2 separate regions of the Homo sapiens genome follow, and region 2 is linked to region 1. A link is a contact called in ENCODE Hi-C data. All regions are on one chromosome and are shown on one strand. Each heading gives the region's core, a stretch centred on a gene start or an enhancer-like site at or near the end of the contact. The rest is flanking DNA. Distances are from core to core; before and after follow the strand shown. Region 1 overlaps AKR1E2 (aldo-keto reductase family 1 member E2). Region 2 holds the start of FBH1 (F-box DNA helicase 1).

The links. A loop is a pair of places that touch in the nucleus more often than their neighbours do. Pooled maps may share reads with other maps.
Region 2: a pooled map shows a loop between it and region 1 (2.8-fold over the local background). The contact joins the promoter of FBH1 here to the enhancer-like site in region 1. A Hi-C loop is called at or near these places in 4 of 50 pooled maps.

The regions. Positions count from the first base shown.
Region 1 is chr10:4,846,346-4,851,682 of GRCh38, reverse strand. It overlaps AKR1E2 (aldo-keto reductase family 1 member E2), which reads right to left. Exons shown (of 10, transcript NM_001040177.3): 9 at 4,453-4,535; 10 at 3,621-4,195. The coding sequence ends at 4,153. Among named protein-coding and RNA genes, the nearest start is that of AKR1E2, 23 kb to the right of the region's middle. RefSeq lists an enhancer at 1,692-1,986. Within about 2 kb of position 3,807, at least 4 of the 41 ENCODE cell types and tissues checked have a DNase peak (open chromatin) inside an H3K27ac peak, as active enhancers do.
Region 2 is chr10:5,888,276-5,893,397 of GRCh38, reverse strand. It overlaps FBH1 (F-box DNA helicase 1), which reads right to left and starts at 3,155. Exons shown (of 21, transcript NM_178150.3): 1 at 3,052-3,155. The coding sequence starts at 3,052. ANKRD16 (ankyrin repeat domain 16) reads left to right here and starts at 3,505. Exons shown (of 8, transcript NM_019046.3): 1 at 3,505-4,357. The coding sequence starts at 4,044. RefSeq lists silencers at 2,723-2,772, 2,963-3,682, 3,823-3,932, 3,943-4,222.

The DNA of each region.
Region 1 (5,337 bases), core at 2,558-5,057:
AATCCTACCTTTCTGTGAAGATTCAGTTAAAACCTGTAACATACTTATAGAATAGTACCTGGCACACAGAAAGCATCGAGTTAGTACTAGCTAATGTTAGGGAGGGATTGGTGTTGGAGCATGGATATAATTCTAAGTGGCAGAGGCGATACGTGACAGAAGTGCACATTAAAAATTGTAGTTTTCCTTGTTCTCCATGTGTTCAAAGTACCAGAAACCAGTTGGTGAAGACAGGCTTCCAGTCCAGCTCTAGCCTCCTAGTGAGGACTGCCAGGCTATGGAAACTGGGCCTAGAGTCACGCCCATTAGCCCTCTCTGCCCAGAGCAGAATCCAACCGGGAGTGACAATGACCACAGTATGGTGGATGTCACATCATCTAATGTTGCTAACCTAGGTCTGGATAGTTGATTTGCCCCAGTGTATGGATACGTAAAAGAATTCAGTCCTGTGAAAATATGCTGCATAACAAGAAAAAGGAACACAATGAAGACACAGGGTCTTGATCAATTTCATGATATAAAATGAAAATGTGCCCAAACCCAGCCAGAGCTGGTCGCATCACATGTCACTGTTCTGTGATCGCCTCCACATGCGTGCCTCTCCCATTTCAACTTGGGTGTTTAAGGGCAAGACCAAGTCTCCCTCATCTTTATAACTAAGGAATAACAATAAAGAAAGCTTGTTGGAGAGCTGGGGTTGAGCTTGAAGCATTGTTTTAGACACATAAAGTTTAAGGTGCATATTAGATGTCTGTGTGAAGAAAAGGAGAAATGGAAGAAAGAGAAAAGATGGAGAAATAAACGTGCTAAAATGCGAATTTTATCATTGATTAAAGTTGGGAACTAATAAATAGTGTCTAAATGCACAGTTCCAAGATTGTGCACATAGTCACCCTGCGGCACCCACAGTGAACTCATAGGAATGCCATGGGGGATTTCACCAAAGACATACAAATGGCCAATAAGCACATGAAAAGATGCTCAGATCATTAGGCAGTAAGGAATTGTAATGAAATCCACAATGAGACACCATTGAACACCCACTAAAACAGCTGTAACAACAACAGGGGCAGACCAAAACTAATGCTGGCGAGGGTGTGGAGAAACCGGAACCTCGCACATTGCTGATGCGACTGTAAGCCTGTGCACTTTGGGAAACAGTTGGCAGTTTCTCAAAACAATCAAACATAAACTGCCATCAGTCAGCGAGGCCCTGCCATCCTCCCCAAGGTCTCTTGCTCCTTGATGCCCATTTGATGCCCATCCACACCTCCCGAATCTGTTTCCAGCTTTTTAAGCCTTTGATTACCACTTATCCTTGGATTTTCCATTCAAATAAAATACGAAAGTGCCAATGAGGAGAAGCAGCTACTGAAACGAGTATCTGAGTATCTCCCAGTCTTAAAGTCAGGAGAGATGCCCACAATCATTTGACGCAGAGGGTCCCTTAAGGGCACACGTTTACACCTCCTCTGTGGACCTTGGTCTCCAGGCCCCAGAGTGGGGAAGAACTTACACAGAAGTCACATTCCCTAGAGAAAAGCAGGGAACCAAAGAAGGGGAGGGCTTGTCAGCTCCACTCAGAATGAACAGACAAGAGGGGCCGGGTTATCAATTACCATCTGAAAAGGGAACTGGGAAATACTGCTCAAGAACGAGGCTGCGTAACTTCTGTGAAACTTTTTAAGCTTTGCAGTTGCCCAGTGTTTGCCTATTTTTGCTATCCATTGTTTCCTTCCTCACTGTGATTGTACAAAGTTGAAGAGGTCTTAAAATCAAAGACAGTAAAAGGCTGCCATCTCCTGTTAAGAGCCGCAGATGCACTGGACCATTAAGTGCTTCCCAGCGCCACCTGGTGGCCAGCTTCACTCAGTTTTCATGCCGGCTGGAAGTAAATCCATGAAATGCAAATAACGTAGTGGATCCTCATTGGCCAGCTATCGTGAGACACCTGACGTATTACTGTTAACCAACTCACGCTACTGTGCAATGGAGCGCTGAGACTCATTCCTCCCAACTGCAACTGTGTCCTTGCTGACCAACCTCTCCTCATCAGCCATCCACCCCTGCCCTCCCCAGCCTCTGGTAACCACCATTCTACTCTCTACTTTTAAGGTCAATGAACAATGGTTTAAGTATAAGTGACAAGGAAAATTCACAAAATAGCAGTTAGATTTTTGACTCTGTGGGAGATAAAATACAAGTCACACACCTACACACGCATGTGTTCACAAGAGTGCTACATGCAGATGACTGTGTCACCTGCTGCATGGCACTATGCCACTGAATCCTAACACCTCTAGGTAGACAGTGACAAAGAGTTTAAAGGTTTAAAAGGTTAAGTAATTTGCACAAAGTCACACAGCTAATGAATGATAAGGAGTCACGAACATGGAAAAATTAAAGGTCCATGGTGGTGGACAGGGCCTGATCGTAGGAAGGTCAAGAGACTCTCCCATTTCCTCAGTCCTTTGTAAACAGTCTTCTGATTAAACTCTCCCTGGAAATTTGGTCAAACCATGACACCCCACCCTCAATCCTACCCCCACTAGGGCGAGGCTCCCATGAAGCTCTTGCACCAGTCATGTCTTTTCGTTTTGGTGACACCCGCAGCAAAGTCCTCTCTTGAGGCCAAGCTAGAAGGTTTCTACACATCCCTGCACATCTGGAAGGCTGGGCAGGGAGGTGGATGAGAAACTGAGGAATGAGGCAATGGCAATGATACTGGTCGCAGTAACAATGCATTCTTCCTAGAACATAACTTGGGCCAGATGCTGTCTCCACAACCGGGAGGTGCTGCAATTCCTCCACTGAGTGGACAAGGACACTGAAGGCTGGGAGGTGAGGCAGTCTGCTCAGGATCACAGAGCTAGAAAAGCACAACTTTTATCTGCAGAACCCACACCTCTGACTCAGCTGGCCTGCTTGTGATAGAGTGAAAATGGGAAGTGATGTGGAGGGGAACTGTCCCCAAACAGTCCCCTTCAGCCACTGGGCAACACCTCCATATCTTCCCTGAACCTGATGCAGAGGGAGGAGGAAATGAGAGGCTTGTTTGGAGGCTGATGTGGGGGACACAAGAAGCGGGAAGAGACCATGGAGTAGACATCAATTTCTTTCTGGCTTAACTCATTTTGAATAGGAGCCAAGGGCCTGTGAGTTGAGAAGTTATATCCCTGGAGATCCGGTATGAATCCCAGGGCACAGGAGCTAGGCCAGATTCACTGAGCAGACAGCAAAGACAGGGATCATGGCGTCTGGACCACAGGAAGTCCATTAACCCACACCCTCTACCAACGCCTGGGCGTGAACACCATGCTCTGCAGGGCCTCCTTCTGATACATGAATCTAAACAGGCTGAATGAGCAGATGTGAGAAAGTGAGCTGTATTTCATCTCCGCTATGGGGGTTCCCCAGGTATAATCTGACTTATCAGAAGACCGTATTAAAAACTAGTATTTAGGAATTAACCAGCTACTTGGGGGGCTGAGGCAGGAGGATCACTTAAGCCCAGGAGGCGGAGGTTGCAGTGAGCTGAGATCACTTGACTATACTCCAGCCTGGGTGACATAGTGAGACTCTGTCTCAAAAAAAAAAAAAAAAAGAAATTAAAATTCAGATTTTTAAGGAAGAAAAAAGCCTCTTTATTGAACTGAAACAGTGTCCCAGACTTATCCCATTTTCCTTCTCACTGGGGGAAGGGAAGGACTCTGCTTTAGAATAACCTGGGGGTCACTGGCAGGGCACAGAAGGAAGTGTAGGTGACGCGGGCTGGCCTGGGGCACAATGGGTGGAGCTGCGCAATGGGGCAGAGACACATTACACTGTTTCCTCAGCTCTGTAGATGGCTTAAATAACTCCATAAGATAAAGTTTTCTTAAAATGTGAAGGCAAATTTCACTGATGACTCATCAGTGTATTTGTTCAGAGTAGAGGCCACACAGGCTGTCTTGGAGAAACCCCATTGCCTTCACTTAGAACACACTCAATTCTCCAGATTTGTCAGAGAAGGTGGCTCTTACATCCCCCTCTGACTGTGTGGCTCCTGTCCCAGGCACAGCTGCCCTGGCGCTGTGATGACAGAGGAGGGTCAACATTGCCAATAGTGTCTGTGCATCTGGGCTGAGCAGAAACAAGGAAGGGGAAGCGTCCTCAGTATTCTATGTGGAAAGGATAGTCTTTGTGATTTTTAGTTCTGAAAAACAGAAAAACAAATCAAAAATAGGAACAAAGAATGATTATTTTTTAAGAGAAACATTTTAAATGGTATATACTTTTAAACTCCCCAGTGCATGAAATTAGCTTCATTCAGTGGCTCATCTTCAAACAGGAAAGAATTATAATGAGAAAGTTTAATTAATCTAAAATGTGTATGATAAATACCTATTCAGACACCAATCATTCAATCTGTATATTCTTCCCTCTGTTTTAAAAAGAAGGAGCCATATTTACATGGGGAACATGGCCAGTCGGAGATTCCTGTTTAGGCTGAGGATGTTATCCATATCGTGCTGTGTTAATTCAAAATCAAACACCTGGAACCAAAACACAATGTTTGTAGAAAACTTAGTTTAATTCACATTTAATGGAGCACATGTTACCTACATAGCACAGTGCTAGACCTGCAAGGGACACAAAGATGTAAAACAAACACTTCATCAGACACTTGGAACTTCCCTGAATCACAGCCTGGATTCCCCAAATGCCCTTTGATTTTGATCATGTGACTGGTGTTGGCTTGGCCTTGGCTACATTTAGGAAGCCTTGGACAGATGGAAATATATACTGCACTCATCTTAGTGGAATAAAGGACATATGGGAATTGTTAAAAGTTATAGCGGCTGGGCGCGGTGGTTCACGCCTGTAATCCCAGCACTTTGGGAGGCCAAGATGGGCAGACCACGAGGTCAGGAGTTTGAGACCAGCCTGGCCAATATGGTGAAACCCCATCTCTACTAAAAATTTAAAAATTAGCCGGACATGGTGGCATATGCCTCTAGTCCCAGCTATTCAGGAGGCTGAGGCAGGAGAACCGCTTGAACCCAGGAGGTGGAGGTTGCAGTGAGCCGAGATCGCACCACTGCACTCCAGCTTGGATGACAGAGTGAGACTCCATCTCAAAAAAAAAAAAAAGGATGGCACAGAATTTTTCCCACTGACTCTGCTACCCCTCAAAACCCCAACAAAACAATTTGTTCCATACACCTGCCAACTAGGGACCCACTTGGCCCTGGGACTATGAACTCTAACAGTACCCATATCACAGAGTACATTTTCTGAGTGATCCATTTTTCTTCCTTGAAAATAGTATTCTTCTCAGCCCTTCCCTCCCCTTTT
Region 2 (5,122 bases), core at 1,906-4,405, 1.0 Mb before region 1:
ATTGGGCTTCAAAAAAAGAAATTGGACTTTATCAGGTAGGGGCTTCAAGGTATCATCCAATTTTGTTTGTTTGTTTGTTTTTTGTTTTCAGACAGAGTCTCACTCTGTCTGTGGTCCAGGCTGGGGTACAATGGCACAGTCTCGGCTCATTGCAACCTCCGCCTCCCAGGTTCAAGTGATTCTCCTGCCTCAGTCTTCCGAGTAGCTGGGACTACAGGTGCACACCGCCACAGCCAGCTAATTTTTTGTATTTTAGTAGAGATAGGATTTCACCGTGTTGCCCAGGCTGGTCTAGAACTCCTGAGCTCAGGCAATACACCTGCCTCGGCCTCCCAAAGTGGTAGGATTACAGGCGTCAGCCACCGCGCCCGGCCTCATCCAATTTTTAAAGCAGGGTCATTACACAATCAAATTTACACTTTAGGACAGTGACTCGGGAGAGAGGATAGAAGGTGGAGAGACATGGAGATTGTCAGGAAAACAACTCAGAAAGCCACCATATCAACCTATGTGAGAATTGGCAAAGGCCTGAGAGTAGCAGACCCTGCAGGTGCATAAGAACATGGCTTTGTTTGACAAGACAGAAAGATAAAAGATAAAGAGCAACAAGGATAACTGGCATTTCTAGTAGAACATTCAAAGAGATGTTAATGTCATTAACCATGTTAAGGAATAAAAGAGAAACAGTGTTTGTGTTTTAATCACTTTTTCCCCCGGAGTGAGAGGGAGGCTGAAAGTCCTAGTTTTAAAAATAATTTCTGGCTTTAAGTTATCTGTGGAATACCATGTTTATGCTCCAGGAGGTCCTCTGAAATCTGAGACTGGTCTTCAAAAGGCATGTGAATGACAGTTACAGATATAAGATTTGAGATGCTTTCTAAAAGTAGGTAATTTCACAGCCAGAAAGGCAAAGATGGAATCCAAATTCAGTTTCCAAATAAAATCAGCCTAGGAGGGATAGAGGAATGAGATAAGCAGCAAAAAGATGATGTCAACAAACCCAAAATTAGAATTCTAAATCTAATACCAATAGTGGTGTCTACACACACTCACAAATCACGAAACCTGTCAAATGATCAGTGTACCAATGGGCATGCTCAACAGCATACCCATGAAAAACAGGAGGAAAAGGAAGGGCAGCCAAGGAGCAAGTCGGTGCCAATGACGACTACATGTGACGTGACTGTAAAGGCCAGACCACAACCTCCAAAAGTCTGCACGAAAGAAATGAGCAGCCCAACCGGAAAACAGCAAGACCCAGGAAACAGCTCCATCCATTAGCTTACTGTTCAGATCCCGCCCCTCTAGACCAAGCTTTTGCCCAGAAAATCACAGGAGCTGCGGGACAGATTCACATACATTATCATTTAGTTATCCAAAGGGGGATACAGAGCAAAGAAGGTTCATAGAGAAGACACAAGAGGCAGAATCGAATGTGCAACACCAATGAAGTAACCAATTATCCTGGGTTCAAATATTCCAACCTGGCTAGGCACGGTGGCTCACGCCTGTAATCCCAGCATTTGGGAGGCCGAGCTGGGTGAATTACTTGAGGCCAGGAGTTTAAAGACCAGCCTGGCCAACATGGTGAAACCCCGTCTCTACTAAAAATACAAAAAAATTAGCCGAGCATGGTGGCACACGCCTGTAATCCCAGCTACTCGGGAGGCTGAGGCAGGAGAATTGCTTGAACCCGGGAGGGGGAGGTTGCAGTGAGCCGAGATCGTGCCACTGCACTCCACCCGGAGCAACAGAGCGAGACTCTGTCTCAAAATATATATATATATTCCAACCTACTGTGAACCCGTGTGTCCCAATTATGTTTAAAAAACAGGGAAACTAGAGACATAATGCAAGAGAAGATAGTCATCTGAAACTGGGAGAGGGGCAGGGGTAAAAGCAAAAAGCATGAAGCTACCAGATGCCTCAACTTCCAATTTGCACTAACTTCAACGGCAGCAGAACACTGCTTGGCACGCCCTACACTTTTGTGCATTTCAAACAACTTTTATGCCTTCCTTTTTTTCTTTTGCTGGAGTGACAAGGCACGACAGAACAATAACCTGAGCAAAGCTGGTACTTGGACTAGTTCTGTCTCCAGAGGCTATCCACATCACTGTTACCTTAACCAAACTCAATCTGCTCATGAGTAAAACGGACTTATCTTCATGGGCCCATTCCAGAAGTCTTTTCATTTATCTCCGCTCATTTTACCACAGCGGCAGACGCTGGCGGACACTCAACACATGCTACCATCCTGCCTTCCAGAAGACTTTATTACCTGTAATTCTGTAAGAAAGTCACTGACTTGGTTAGGCCTCCACTTCCCCACCTGTAAAACCCTACTGATGCCTCATAGGGTTGTCTTCGGACCACAGACTGCAATAAAAAATGTAAACGGCACTCGTTTTTAGGCCTGGCAAATAGGAGCTACTCCCATTCTACTCCCTAAAGGAATCGAAAACATGGAGAGGTTAAGTGACTGGCACCTAATCAGATCGGGTAAGGAACCCAACACCTACTGATCTCTTCCATCACCCACAGCCTGCCCAGCTCTCGCCGTGCCCTCCACCAGCGCCAGGCCTCCCACATCGCCTTAGGCTTCCCATGCTCAGAGGAGGGGCAGAGAAGCTACCGATGACACAGGGGCAGAGGGCAGCGAAAAATGACTTGCCCAAGGTCAAAACGTCAGAGTAGACGGGAAAGCCTGGCCTCCTAGCAGCCGAGGCCACGTCCCCGCGCTTGCCCCTTCAGCCCCGAGGACCCACACGCTGCGCCTTCCTGGCCTCGGGGGGCAGCGCGGGGGCCGCTCCCGACCGAGTTCAGTGAGCGCCCTGGCCTCCCCCGCGCACCCCCGCCGCGCCCTCCACCTGCCCACGGCCCGGACGGCCGAGCCCCCACGCCCGCGCTTGCCCGAGCCCAGCCTCGCGCCCCCGGGGCCCCCGCTGCCCCACCCCGGGCCCGGACCCCCCGCGCAGGACCCCGGAGGTTAAGTTTTCCACACGGCGGAGCCCCTCCCACACTCCCTGCCACGTCTGCGGCCTCACGCACTGTGGCGCTCCGGACCCGGACCCCGCTGCCGCCGCCGCCGGGCCCGCGCCGCCGGCCGCTCAGCCCAGCGTCCCCCGGCAGCGAGCTCCTCCTCTGGCCGGGACCTGGAGCCCGAGACGCCCGCCGACTTCCTCCGCGAGCTCCGCCCCGCCGCAGCCCCGGGAAGCGCCCGCCGCCGGAGCCGGACTGACGGCCCCCGCGACCAATCGGGACGCGAGACCGGAGGGGGCGTGCTGACGGACGGCCACTAACGCCAATCGAAATGCGCAATCGGTGGGGGCGCGGCCACAGCTACCGGGCCACGCCCCATCCGCGCTTCCGCTCGGGCCGGGGCGGAGCGGGAAACTTTCCCAGAGTTCCTTCGAGCTCCCCGAGTCCCCGCGGAGCAGCGGCGGTCGAGGGGCGGGGACGGGGGCGGAGCCCAGGAACGCCGGCCCCCAGGGGCTGGAGGCTGGGGCGGCCCTGAGGACGCGTGCGGGGCAGGTCACGCTTGGGCCTGGCTGCCTCAGGAGCCACCCTGCACGGCGCCGGGCGAGGCTGTGCGCGCCCTCCCGGACCCTCCACTTTGGGGCTTTGCGGTGTAGCGGCGCGCCCCACTCCCTTACGTGTTCAGTCCCGAATCACGTACGGGCCGCTGCAGCTCCAGGACGGCGGACGCCAGCGCTCTCGGATCCCCAGGCCCCTCCGTGCTCATCCCGGACCGCTCCGTCCCTGAGGAAAAACCGCCCCGTGCCCGGAACCGCGGCTTCTCCCACGCGGGGCAGGCCGGGGCTGTGAGGGGGCAGCCCGCCTGCGGACTAGGCCGGGGGTTTGAGGAGGCGGCTCTGCCGGGGACAAAGCCGGGGGCGTGAGGGGCGGTTCTGCCGGGTTCGGGGCGCGCGGGGCAGGTTGCGTGAAGAGGCGGAAAGTCCCACTCGCCCTCGGCTTCTCCCTGCCCGGCCGCCGGTGTCCCGCCCGCCGCCTCCCCGCGCAGCCCGGCCCGACCCGCGGCGATGGCCCAGCCCGGGGACCCGCGGCGCCTCTGCAGGCTGGTGCAGGAGGGCCGGCTGCGCGCCCTGAAGGAGGAGCTGCAGGCGGCCGGGGGCTGCCCGGGGCCGGCCGGGGATACCCTCCTGCACTGCGCCGCGCGCCACGGGCATCGGGACGTGCTGGCCTATCTGGCCGAGGCCTGGGGCATGGACATCGAGGCCACCAACCGAGACTACAAGCGGCCTCTGCACGAGGCGGCCTCCATGGGCCACCGAGACTGCGTGCGCTACCTGCTGGGCCGGGGGGCAGCGGTCGACTGCCTGAAGAAGGCCGACTGGTAGGTGTGGAGCGGAAAGACACCCCGCCTCCCCTCTACTCGCAGAGTCGTAGCGAGTTCCCTGTGCTTCTCCGTCCCCTTGGACACCGTAGCTGTTCTCAGCTCCTAGTTCTCACCCCAGGCCTGCTCAGCGGCAGGGACCTCCTGCCCAACTTTCCCTTATAACGCAGATGACCTGCAGAGTCCCTCGTTCCTGCCCTTGTGGGTTAACTGGTCGGGGCAGTCACCTCCCTTTCTAGAGCACGGAATAGTGTAGAATATAACCAAAGAGAATGTTACCAAACAATGAAGTGTGTGCACTATACAGATAGCCTCCGGATGCGATGTTCTGGGGACATTTAGCTAAGTTACTTCTGCACCAATGCATTGTTTCAAGTGGCATTGCTCCAATCAATATCCAGAATTCCTGAGTTATACACGCGCTCGTGTGTGTAGAGCACAGTGCAGTTGTATCACATACGTGCAGCCTTGCATAACCACCACAGTCAGAGATACTCTGCTCCACCATCACACAAGCCAATTGCATTTCGTTTGTTAGATTGACACTGATTTTAGTACTCACTAGGTCAGGTTCGTTAGAGGGCGTGAACATCTTTAGGAACATAGGGAAGTACATCTTCCCCACTGGGGCAGGGGAATAGACTTCGTTATGTGTTGAGGGTTGTCTGTGGGTTTTCTTAGCTCTGCTCCAATTCACTGCTATCCTGTGAACTAGCTTATAAGCTGCTTTGTCTCCCAGGCACCCTCTCCTCTAGGTACACGTTC